2 separate regions of the Homo sapiens genome follow, and region 1 is linked to region 2. Evidence: chromatin loops called from intact Hi-C (ENCODE). Cell type or tissue: MCF 10A. All regions are shown on one strand. Links, peaks and the distances in the headings refer to the core of each region. The heading gives the core; the rest is flanking DNA.

Region 1 (5,394 bases), core at 156-5,155, 460 kb before region 2:
TATAACTTGATTGAAAGAATTCACCATCGGTGCAGGCATATGTCCCACATAAAGGCTAATAGAAACTGCATCTTCATGCACATCAAGGAAAGGCTTTTCCCATTAAAACAAAACAAAACAAAACAAAACAAAAACACTAAAGCTTTGGTCCTTTTTTTTTCTATGCATTCTATTTTTTAAAAAAATACTGTTTAGAGACAATTACAGGGGCCATTTGTGATGTTATTGGTCAACATGGTTCTAAGGACATATTTTTTTTTCTCAGAACTTGGTGAAAAGTGCTTTCATCCAATAAAGGCAAGAGATGATGATGAGAAAGCTGGCTTTGTTCATTTCGTCAATATGCAATTTTTGTCGTCCTTTGGCTCTTTTTCATATTGTAATGCTGTGATGAATCAAACACAGCTACAAATCTTGCAATATTATTTCCATTATAGATTGTCCTCAAGGATAACCATTTCACTTATAACATTAAATTTCAGGATAATTTTTCAGAAATGAATTTGGGGGCCAAATGCCAGCCCTTTGAAGAAGTGTGTAAACGTGTCTCATTTTTTAGTCTTGACTTTCAGCTATAAGTTTCTGACAAAGACTCTCTTTGACCAAACTGTAGTCAGGCTCCTCTGAGCCCTCTTCTCAGCTAGGCTTCAACCTCAGGTTTCCCTGTTTTCCTGGGGTCCAGTTATAGCAAGAATCCTGCTAAGTTAATTCAGAGAGAATCTCTCAACCCTTGATATTTGATCACTCTTAGTATCTATTAATAATCAGATTCCTCATGCCCTACCATCAATACCTGACCATTCTGGCCTGCCTTCAGCAAGAGTCTTGTTAGGTCAGTTTCACCAGAACCCCTGCTGCCCTTCATGTCTCCTTTTAGTAATTTTTTGTCTACCAACGACTCTCCAAACTGCTCTTTTGTTATAAATCTCCCACTAGTTTTTGCTGTATTCAGAATTGAGCCTGATTTCTTTCCAGTATTTTGATAGCTTTTATACCTATTGCAATGGTTCTGTAATAAAGTCTTCCTTACCATCTTGTCAGAACTGTCAGAACAAGGTTTTTTTTTTTTTTTTTTTTTGACAGTTCATTAGTTTTAATAAGTCTCAGTAATTGTACGCTTGGGAATTCTCAAATAAATCACAGATACCTACTGGATGAGCTAACTTGTAGCTTCATTTTTCTAAGGAGAATATTTCAGAATATTTACTAATCTTTGAAGATAAAGTTTATTGCAGATGTTAATCTGACTTTTAATCTGCTTTCATCTTTTTCTTATTTATCTCTGCCTCACCTCTATTACTAACATGATATTATTCAGGAATAAATGTTCTACTTCTAGCCTCTAAATCAAAGCATATAGTTTCATACAATAAAATCAATTCTGACTACTCAGGGAAAAAGATAAGCTTGTCTGTATCAAAAATCTATTTAGAGTTTTGATGAAATAAACTTTTTCCAAAAAATCCATAAGCCACCAATTAGCATCTTATGAAGGAATATGCTATGCATTAAGACTATTTAACTAGTTTGAACATTTAGATGGCCAATTATAGTCTTAGTCACAATATCAGAAAAAAGCAGAATTTGTATGAGTAGAGTTAAATCAGAACTACTCGTAATCATAATAATCAACTCCTCAAATAACTATAAAAGTTATTAATGAATAAATAAGAGACACATTTGACTCAAGTCAGTTAATTTAAAATAGTTTGCCTAATTTAGCAAGCCATGTGGAAATCAAAGAGAAAAAGAAAAGGGCAACTAACATTTATTTAGTGCTTCAACAGGTGTTTCATAATGTTAACTCCTTTAATCTTCACAACCTTGTAGTGAGTATATTATCTTAATTTTAAATAAAGGAAACAAGATGTGAGAGGTTACGTAATTTGCCTAAGGTCAAAGTGCTAGGAAATGGTAAATACCAGATTTGAAATTAAGCCTGACTAAAAAAGTTCACGCCTTCACTAAGTCCTGCAGTTCAGGCAGGAAATAAGTTTTGCATCCTTAGCTAGTCCATGGGATTGCAACCATGGCATGCTAAGGTGACACTGTAATGAGTCACCATGGCATGACTCCAGCCAATGTAAAAATTGGCAGATGGGACCTACTTGCATTCAGAAAAAAATGACTAAAAGGGCCCCTAACGAATAAATAATATTTCAAAATTTGAGCTGAAAAAGAAGTTCAAAGAAACAAATTTGTCAGTTTCATTGACTTATTTTAAATTGAGAATACATTCACTTGGTAAATAAATAGAAGTATCCAGTGAAAAGTCTACCTCCATCTTTGCCATGTGAGCTGAGAGTTTCTATTCCCCTCTTTCCATACATAAACCATGTGATCAGCTTTTTATGTGCCCTTCCAGTGGTTGTTTCATGAAGACATTTTGTCACCTTTCTTATGAAAAAGGAAGCATAAGATACATACTGTTCTACACCAAGTTTTTTTCTCACATAATAGAATATCTTGGAGAGTTTTACTAATCTTTACTAAAGATTGGTACATAAATAGCTACCTCATTCTTTTTTTTTTTTTTACAGTTGCAGAACGTTTCATTAAATAGACAATAATTTATTTAATCAGTCTCTACTAATGGGCATGGTTTTCAAATTTCTTGCCATTATCATTTTTATTTTTGTGCTATACTTTCATTATTGTTGGTCAATTATCTTTTAATTATTCAAATAATGCTTCAATGAATAAAGTTGTATATACATAATTTCAAACAGGTATAGGCATATCTGTAGGTAAACTACCAAAATGGGATTGCTGGGTCAAAGAGTAAATGAATTTATAATTTTCTAATATCATAAGTAAATTGCTTTTCGTAGGGATTGTGGCAGTTTCTACTCCTATCTGCAATGTGTGAGCATGCCTATTTCTCATAGAGTTTATTAAAAAGAGATTTTTTTAAATCAAGTTTTGAGATTTTTGCCATACTAATAGATTAAAAAATGCTATTTTAGTATATTTGTTACACTACATGTTGTACTCAGTTATTGTTTGTATATGTAAGAATGATTGAAAATACGTATTTTTTACTTTACTGCATTATTGAAACCTCTCATTACTTATCAGGTAGTTTTTCAGGTTATTCACTTGGGCTCTTCTAAGTATACAATGACATTGTCTGCACTCAGTAATAACTTAAACTTCTTCATTGCAAACTCCACTGTTTTTTTTGTTGTTGTTGTTTCTAATTACATCAACTACTAATTCAGAATCTATGTAATAAAATTTCATATAACTGTAAAAAAAAAGAGAAAGAGTACATATAAAAACTTGTGAAACACTAGTCTATGATTTTGTTACAGTATTGCTCCAATGTCAGTTTCCAAGTTTTAGTAAATGTATTGCAGTAATGTAACATGTTATCATTGGAAGAATCCGGGTAAAGAATGTACATAGGAACTCTGAACCATTTACGCAAGTAAAATAAAAGGTTTCCTTGCATTTGATAGACTTCTTGCTCTAATTCTGACACGTATTTCTTTATAGAAATTTAGGCTTTTTAGATATTTAGATATGCTTATAGAGGGTAATGGTAGAAAACCCCATAATATTGTTTAGTCTACACACATTCAAATTTATAACATGTCTTATGTGTTGTGGTTATATTTCATACAGCATGGTGATCTTTCTCAACTTGAAAAATTAGATAAAAAATTACTCACAAGTGGAAAATATGCTGCCGTTTCCTGTACTCATCCCTGATGGGAAAACAGAGGCGCCTCTCTTCTCTGTGTGACAGGTTGAAGAAGGAATATTGATCCAGTCTCCTCTGAAATAATGCATCTTCACTGTGGATTCCCTTATAGGGAAGAAAGAATGTTAGTAAAATCGATGTGAAAGTAGAAACATAAAATCTTAGGGGTTGAGGTGGGGATGGAAAATCATTCAACATGGATTAAGAAGATCTGTCATATGAATGAGACTAAGTTTTCTGAGTCATTCTCTTAAAGGAGGAAGTTGAACTAGATGACCCAATGCAGCACTTGTAAGCATCGCTGATTTTCAGAAATGCTGGGAAGCTGCCAAGGTGATTCAGATGACAAGCCAGGTTTGAAAACCCACTGATTCAAGACAAATTTTATGTCTAAGTTATTATTTGAAATAGGATCAGAATATCATCCATTGCAGGGATAACTGTTATTCCCAACAAATAACCAATTGACTGAAAAAGTGAGAGTTCTTAAACCAACCCAAATATGCATTTCAGACCTTAGAAAAATAGTTATTCTTGTTTAAAAATTACTTTTCACCTTGAAGGAAATTTTGTATAACCTTCAAGTCTTCATTATTAAGCACTCCATTGAGAATATATTTGACTTAAGTACATCCTAAATAACAGCTTTAAGTGAAATGAGTCAAACTTTTCTTTCATATGTTATGAGCTACTGTATTTATTTAACATTTGAATAGGATCACCATAAAAAAAGGGGAAATACTTCAGAAAAACGCTGTATCAGACTTTATAAATGATTATACAATTCTTACATAGTTGAGGTTTTATTTTAATTCTCTCTAGCTCTTCATTGCTTAAATTTCAAAAATGACTTAGCAGGTTTTCTTTCTCTTAAAAAATATTTTTACAATTGCTTAGGTAGAATCTTTCGCCTATATGGGGCTAACTGCTGTTAAGTCCCGACTCTCACTTCAACCACTATAACTTCGTGCTTTACCTTCAGACTTTTTATCTTTAATACTAATGTTTACCCTTAACAGACTGATGTATTTTTAAAACAGAAACCAAGAACTGCTTCTTCAACTCTTCCTAAAAGGCACCTTTCATTAAAAATAGGTGTAGGCAGGGCGAATAAGGGACCTTGCCCATACTTGCCTATCTTCTCTCATTAAGGTTCTAGGGTGTCACTCTTGGGTCAGGTCCCACATTTGTACTCTCATCACTGCCCTGTGGGGAGGGCTGAGACAAACAATGACAGAATTTGGCTTCTGTTCTCCAAGGAAGTACCTGTGAGCATAGGCAGAGAAGTTATCTATATCATACATAGTAAGTCTTGATGGGGAAAATATTTTAAAGCCTGATGACCACAGTGTTCGTCCCTCTTAGAAGTCTATGAAAGGCCCTGCTGCTATGCTAGTAATTAACACCAAAGAAGAGCTCGCTCCTTGAAGGCAGCATCATAGATAAATGCTCTCTCACTAAGGCAATGTCAGAGGTTAAGTCCTTAATAACGAGGCAATGGAGTAAAGTTGAACTCTTGGTTGAATCCTAAACTGAGCTCTGCCTGATCTCTACATGCTCCCACACCTTCTTCACAAATAAATGTATGTAATTTTTCAAGTTCCACCACACAGATGGAGGCAAAAAATGTACATGCTGTTCTTGATGTTATAAGCCAGCCTGACCCACACCAGCAACAAATAACAATC
Region 2 (5,394 bases), core at 113-5,112:
ATAGCTATTATTCTAGGACGTATATTCATTGCACTCATAGGTGAAGCCCATTGTTCTGCGAAATCTATGATAACTACTTAATTGTAACCTTTTCATTTTTATTGTATACGATCAAAATTTATCACCAAGTAACTTTTTAAAAGAGGTCCAAAAAAGTAAGCTTCCTGGTTAAATACATGTATGAAAAATCTAATTTAATATGGCCTTATTTTAAAAATTATTTTGGCTGGCTAATTACTTCCAGTTTAAAAACATTTTCTCATAACTTTCAGGCATTATTTTTTCTCTAGAATTTAGTGTTACTAATTAGAATTCTGAGGTCATTCTTATTTGTTAGTCTTTTTTGTTCTTCTATTTTCCTTGAATCTTGAAGATTTTGTGATTGCATGTGTCTGGAGGTCACTTTTTCAGTCACTGAGTGAGTGCTCAATGAGGCATGACCATCTTAAAATATATACCTTGGATTTTTTTTCTAATAATTTTATCCCCTCCATTTTCTTTATTCTCTCTGAGATTTTACTTTAGTGGATATTGCACTGACTGCTTAGGTCCTCTGGATAGTTTATCTTTTCTCTGTTATTCCTAATGTCTGTAATATGGGATGTTTCTCTGTTTTCAACTTTCATTGTTTGTACATAAAGTTACATATATATTTAATGCATATAAGATCTTCTGTTTTAGGAATTGTTCCACTGTCAGGGAATTCATTCCTTATTTTGTAGTGTATCTTCTCAAAATTCTCTCAGAATTCTCTTTGCTAAGTTATTTCTATTTTTTCAGAGAGAGATACTATGCTTTGGTCTTTCTGTTTTACAGTGATGATTTTTGGATTTGTGTGATGGCTGTTCTGTGAACATTTCATAACTAAGAATAGAGACGTGGACAGCTGCTAAGAATTTTCTTTGTTATTGTGATAGTTGCTTTTTTCCTCCATTATGTCCCTCCCTTTACAATATCTGAGACACAGCTCTGTGTATGTGGATAGACTGTATTAAGTATATTCCTTGGACCAAGCATGTGAGCAACTGCTTACCAGATTGTGGACCCCCAAGTGCAAAGGGGAAGACTTAGCCCAGGAACACCTAGGTAGGCAGAATAATGGCTGGCCACAGACACCCACATCCTCATTACAGAAGCAATTAAGTTAGAGAGCTTGAGATGGAGAGGTTATCTTGGATTGTTACGTTGCACTCAGTGAATGTAATGACAATGGTCCTTACAAGTGAGAGGCAGACAGGAATGTCAGAGTCAGAGATGGAGGTGTAATGACAGAAGGAGAGATCAGTGATGCAGTTGATGGCTTTGAAGACAGAAGGAGGACATGGGGCATGGGATGTAGGTAGCCTATAGAAGCTGCAAAGGGTAAGGAAACAGATTCTTTCCCAAAACCTCCAGAAAAAAACACAGTTCTGTTGACTGCTTGATTTTAGCCCAGTGAGACTATTTTGGATTTTTAACCTCCAAAACCATGAGACTTGTATTATTTTAAGTCACTAAATTTGTGGTAATCAGTTATAACAACCATCAGAAACAAATGTTAATTTTGGTACCTGGAAGTGGGTTACAACAAATAAAAAATATGTGGAAGGGGCTATGGAATTAGGCAGTGGGCAGGACTGGAAGAGTTTTGAGGGACATGATGAAAACAGCCTAGATTGCTTTGAACAGTAGAGTGAGGAATATGTTATTGGAAAATGGAGGAAATATCATATAATATTATGTAGTGGCAGAAAGCTTAGTTGACACATGTCCGACACAAGTAATATGGCAAGCAGTTATATGGTAAACGAAACATGGAAACTATAAATTCAAACATTTAGCTGAGGAGATTTCCATGAACAGAGTTGAAAGGATGGTTGGTTTCATTTTCTGCTTATAGTAAAATGTAAGAGGAAAGAGATGGATTGAAGGAAGAAATGTTAAGCAAAGAGAAACTAGACTTGATGATTTTGGAAATTATCAGCCTTTTCAGACGGCCAAAATTAGGAGATTCATTCCAGAAAAGTATGCTCTGGAGAGAAAGCCAAAGGTGTGGCTGGGCAACCTTTTGCTACTGCCTGGAAAAATCCAAAGGTCAGAATGTTCCCTCTCACAGAGGGCTCACTGAAAGGATTAGGCAGATGACTTATGGGTTCCCTCACTCATCAGAAATGAAAAATAGGGATGGGATTATCCAGAAAAGATATGTGGACAAGCCTCTTGTCTGTTTAAGTGAATCTAGGACACACACATGGAAGACCTACATGGATAACATTCCTGAGAATGTTATCCCAGCAGAAACACTGCCAACCTGAATGGAAAGGGACAGAGAGAAGACATAATATAAGAAATCTATCAGACTCCCCAAATTCTACAGGCAGGAAACAGGCTGATAACACTACTCAGCTGCAAGCACACGCTACTCATTCAAAAAAAAGAACAGTAACTCTAAGGGCAAAGAAATGCACCCAGAAGGCAAAGTCACAAGACATAGAGAATTATTCCCAGGCCTTGAGACCTAAATGAGTTTGCACTACTACCAACGAGCAGTATGAAATAGTTTCCCCATTACAAATGAGCAGTATGAAATAGTCAACAGGCGGAGTCTTTGGGATGAATCTGATGCCAAATTGAATCTTAGCTCCTTTTTCTAACTGCCTAGGGGCAAACTATTTCACCTTTTGGTATTTCAGTTTCATCACCTAAACATTAGGATGATGACACCTTCCTTCACACATTTGTTATAAATAGTGCATTAAAAATATGTAAATTGTGTAATCCATATACTGACCCATAGCAAACCTTCAGAAACTGGTAGCTATTATTCTACCAGTGAATCATGGAGGGAAAGTGAAAGAAAGGATATCATTCTTGCAGTTTACCACTATATATAATATAGGTATAATATTTTAAAAGTTAGGCATTGTCATGTAAGTGATAAATCTATATTTTTAGTATTTCCATGATGACAAAATATGAAGTATTTCTACCTAAGATTATGAGTAAAATTTAAATATGAACATTTCCTTCTGTATTAACAGAAATTTTGCCAATCTCACAGTAGCTACAAAACTAGAAAATAAAAATCTATCTTTGAGAGTTACTGTTATTCATTAATGTAACTAAAATACTATTAGGATTGTGATGTCAAAAAGTCAACTGTGACAAAAATCTTTAGATTTGTATTCTTATGGCAGGGAGTGGTGGCTCATGCCTGTAATCTCAGCACTTTGGGAAGCTGAGGCGGGCAGATTACAAGGTCAGGAGATCGAGGCCATCCTGGCTAACATGGTGAAGCCCCTTCTCTACTAAAAATGCACACAAAAAAAAAAAATTAGCTGGGTGTGGTGGCACATGCCTGTAGTCCCAGCTACTCGGGAGGCTGAGGCAGGAGAATCACTTGAATCCAGGAGGTGGAGGTTGCCGTGAGCCTAGACAGCGCCACTGCACTCCAGCCTGGGTGACAGAGTGAACTCTGTCTCAAAAAAAAAAAAAAAATTGTATTCTTATAATTGCATTCTGAGATTGGAGCAAAATATAGAATTAATGAAACATTTTATCTATAAAGCATCATGTAGTGATGGTTTAGAGTTTAATGGCGTGGTACAAATACAATATTCATCAAAATGCCTCAGCAAGAGTCAGACATCTACTTGCCTAAAGGTTAGCTTTAGATGATGCAGGTTTTATAATCTACACAAAGGCAATGCTAGCAGATCAATTCTCATTCTTGGTGGTGGTACCACATACTCCTTTTCTGAGCCCTAGGAGGAAATAAGGAGTGGCATAAAAGTGCTTCTTAGCATTTTATGGCACATAGTGTTACTACAAGGTACTATATCTTTCCTGACTTATTACATCCCTTAGTAGCCATGTAAATCTCAAAGAATAGAGACTAACCCTTATGAATTACTTTAGAATATGTACCATGCTGTTAGAAATGAATTATGTTGAAAAATCATGAAATCAAACTGATAGCCTACAAAGTTTTTCCTCTTCTCATAATCATGCCAAATTATTACATTTGCTGTTTGATTAGACAGGTAAGTGAATATATTTCTTCTACTCAGGTTGGTTGAGAAGGAGATTTAAATGATGCTCTTCCCTGAAGAGCTGATAGATGCAGGCAGGGTTGATAAGTTGTTTTCTGCCTAATTTTTGTCTTTGAGTGTAACATAAGCTTGTGACTTTCTTACCATAGTCTTTATTGTGCATATTACAGAGGTCAAAGCATTTCTATTCCACTGATTTTATTATAACAGAAGCTCTGGAAACTGTTATTGCATGATAAACAAAAAAGATACAAAGATACAATGTTTGAAAAATGATTTTAAAAAGCGAGTAACAATTGTATAACAGAGAAGAATCTATTGAAATGTAAATTTAAGTGAAATGCCAAGGAATATGCTTTTAATAATAACACTTTATGATCCTTTTGCCTCAGGTTTTCTTTCCTCCATCTATTCATTGAGCAGCCATTAATGACCAATGCAACCAAATGAAAGAAAAACAGTTGTCTTTAATGACATAGCTATTATGGTTTTAAAACGCTGTGGTCTCATTTCAAGTAAGATGATTGATAGAGGCTTATTATTACCATTATTGAGTTATTTCAAACAAACGCCATTTTAGAAACAAAATAGGATGTAACAACACAATAATGGTGTACATGTTTTTCTAATATTTGTCATGTATTGTAAAACAAATAAAACAAATGGAAAGCTTAGTTTTTACTTTAGTAAGGCCTATGGTTTTCCAAAAAAAGGCATTAACCAAACATTTTTACAGGGAGATGGGTGATACAATAGCCTGTATTATAAATAGATTCTCAGTCATTATTACCATATGAAATTGCTAAAAAGAGGCATACTACTTAACATTGTTAGACTACCAAATCCAATGGTATATATACTATTCATTATTAGAGCTCTATGTGATTTATTTATATAGCAGAGACCTGCTTTGTTTGAAAAGCACTCTTTACTGCAAACCTGTCTTTAACATAACATACCAAAAGTAAATGAATGAAAATATGATGGCAGTGATTATTTTGAGTGCCCCTGTCTTTACAGCATTAGGATTATCTCACTTGATTACCCTTCTCTTTGTTTTATTCTGGTTTTTGTGTTCTTCCTATGCTCGTTTGCTTTCCCCCGTGCTCCTCTTTCATAAATGTCTGCCTGCTACATGCATTTTAATAGCAAGGCAGAGGGAAGGGCCTGGGAATCCAAAGTTAATCTCCATGTTTCTACTGTCATCTTTCACCCCCAGCTTCTGCTATACTTTCCATCTCTGAGTCCAAAGCACCTGCAGGAGAAATTAAAAATAAACAGCTGCAGAAAGGGTAAGGCAGATGGGTGTGAGAGAGACAGATACACCAGGCTTACTGGGCAAAAAAAGGAAAAATCTGTGTTA

Evidence for each region. Hi-C counts contacts between places; a loop is a spot of excess contacts. Peaks named below come from ENCODE experiments on the same cell type or tissue, not always from the same donor. Only the 100,000 strongest peaks of a DNase experiment are listed, where the experiment ranks them.
Region 1: it touches region 2 in a loop (4-fold over the local background); 1 of 110 quality-filtered maps calls a loop at or near these places.

The regions. Positions count from the first base shown.
Region 1 is chr4:124,638,204-124,643,597 of GRCh38, forward strand. No RefSeq gene overlaps it. Among named protein-coding and RNA genes, the nearest start is that of ANKRD50, 72 kb to the right of the region's middle. In MCF 10A, for the core only: no CTCF peak of the experiment used is centred there; DNase peaks (open chromatin) are centred at 2,038 and 4,018.
Region 2 is chr4:125,099,332-125,104,725 of GRCh38, forward strand. No RefSeq gene overlaps it. Among named protein-coding and RNA genes, the nearest start is that of FAT4, 210 kb to the right of the region's middle. In MCF 10A, for the core only: no CTCF peak of the experiment used is centred there; a DNase peak (open chromatin) is centred at 2,630.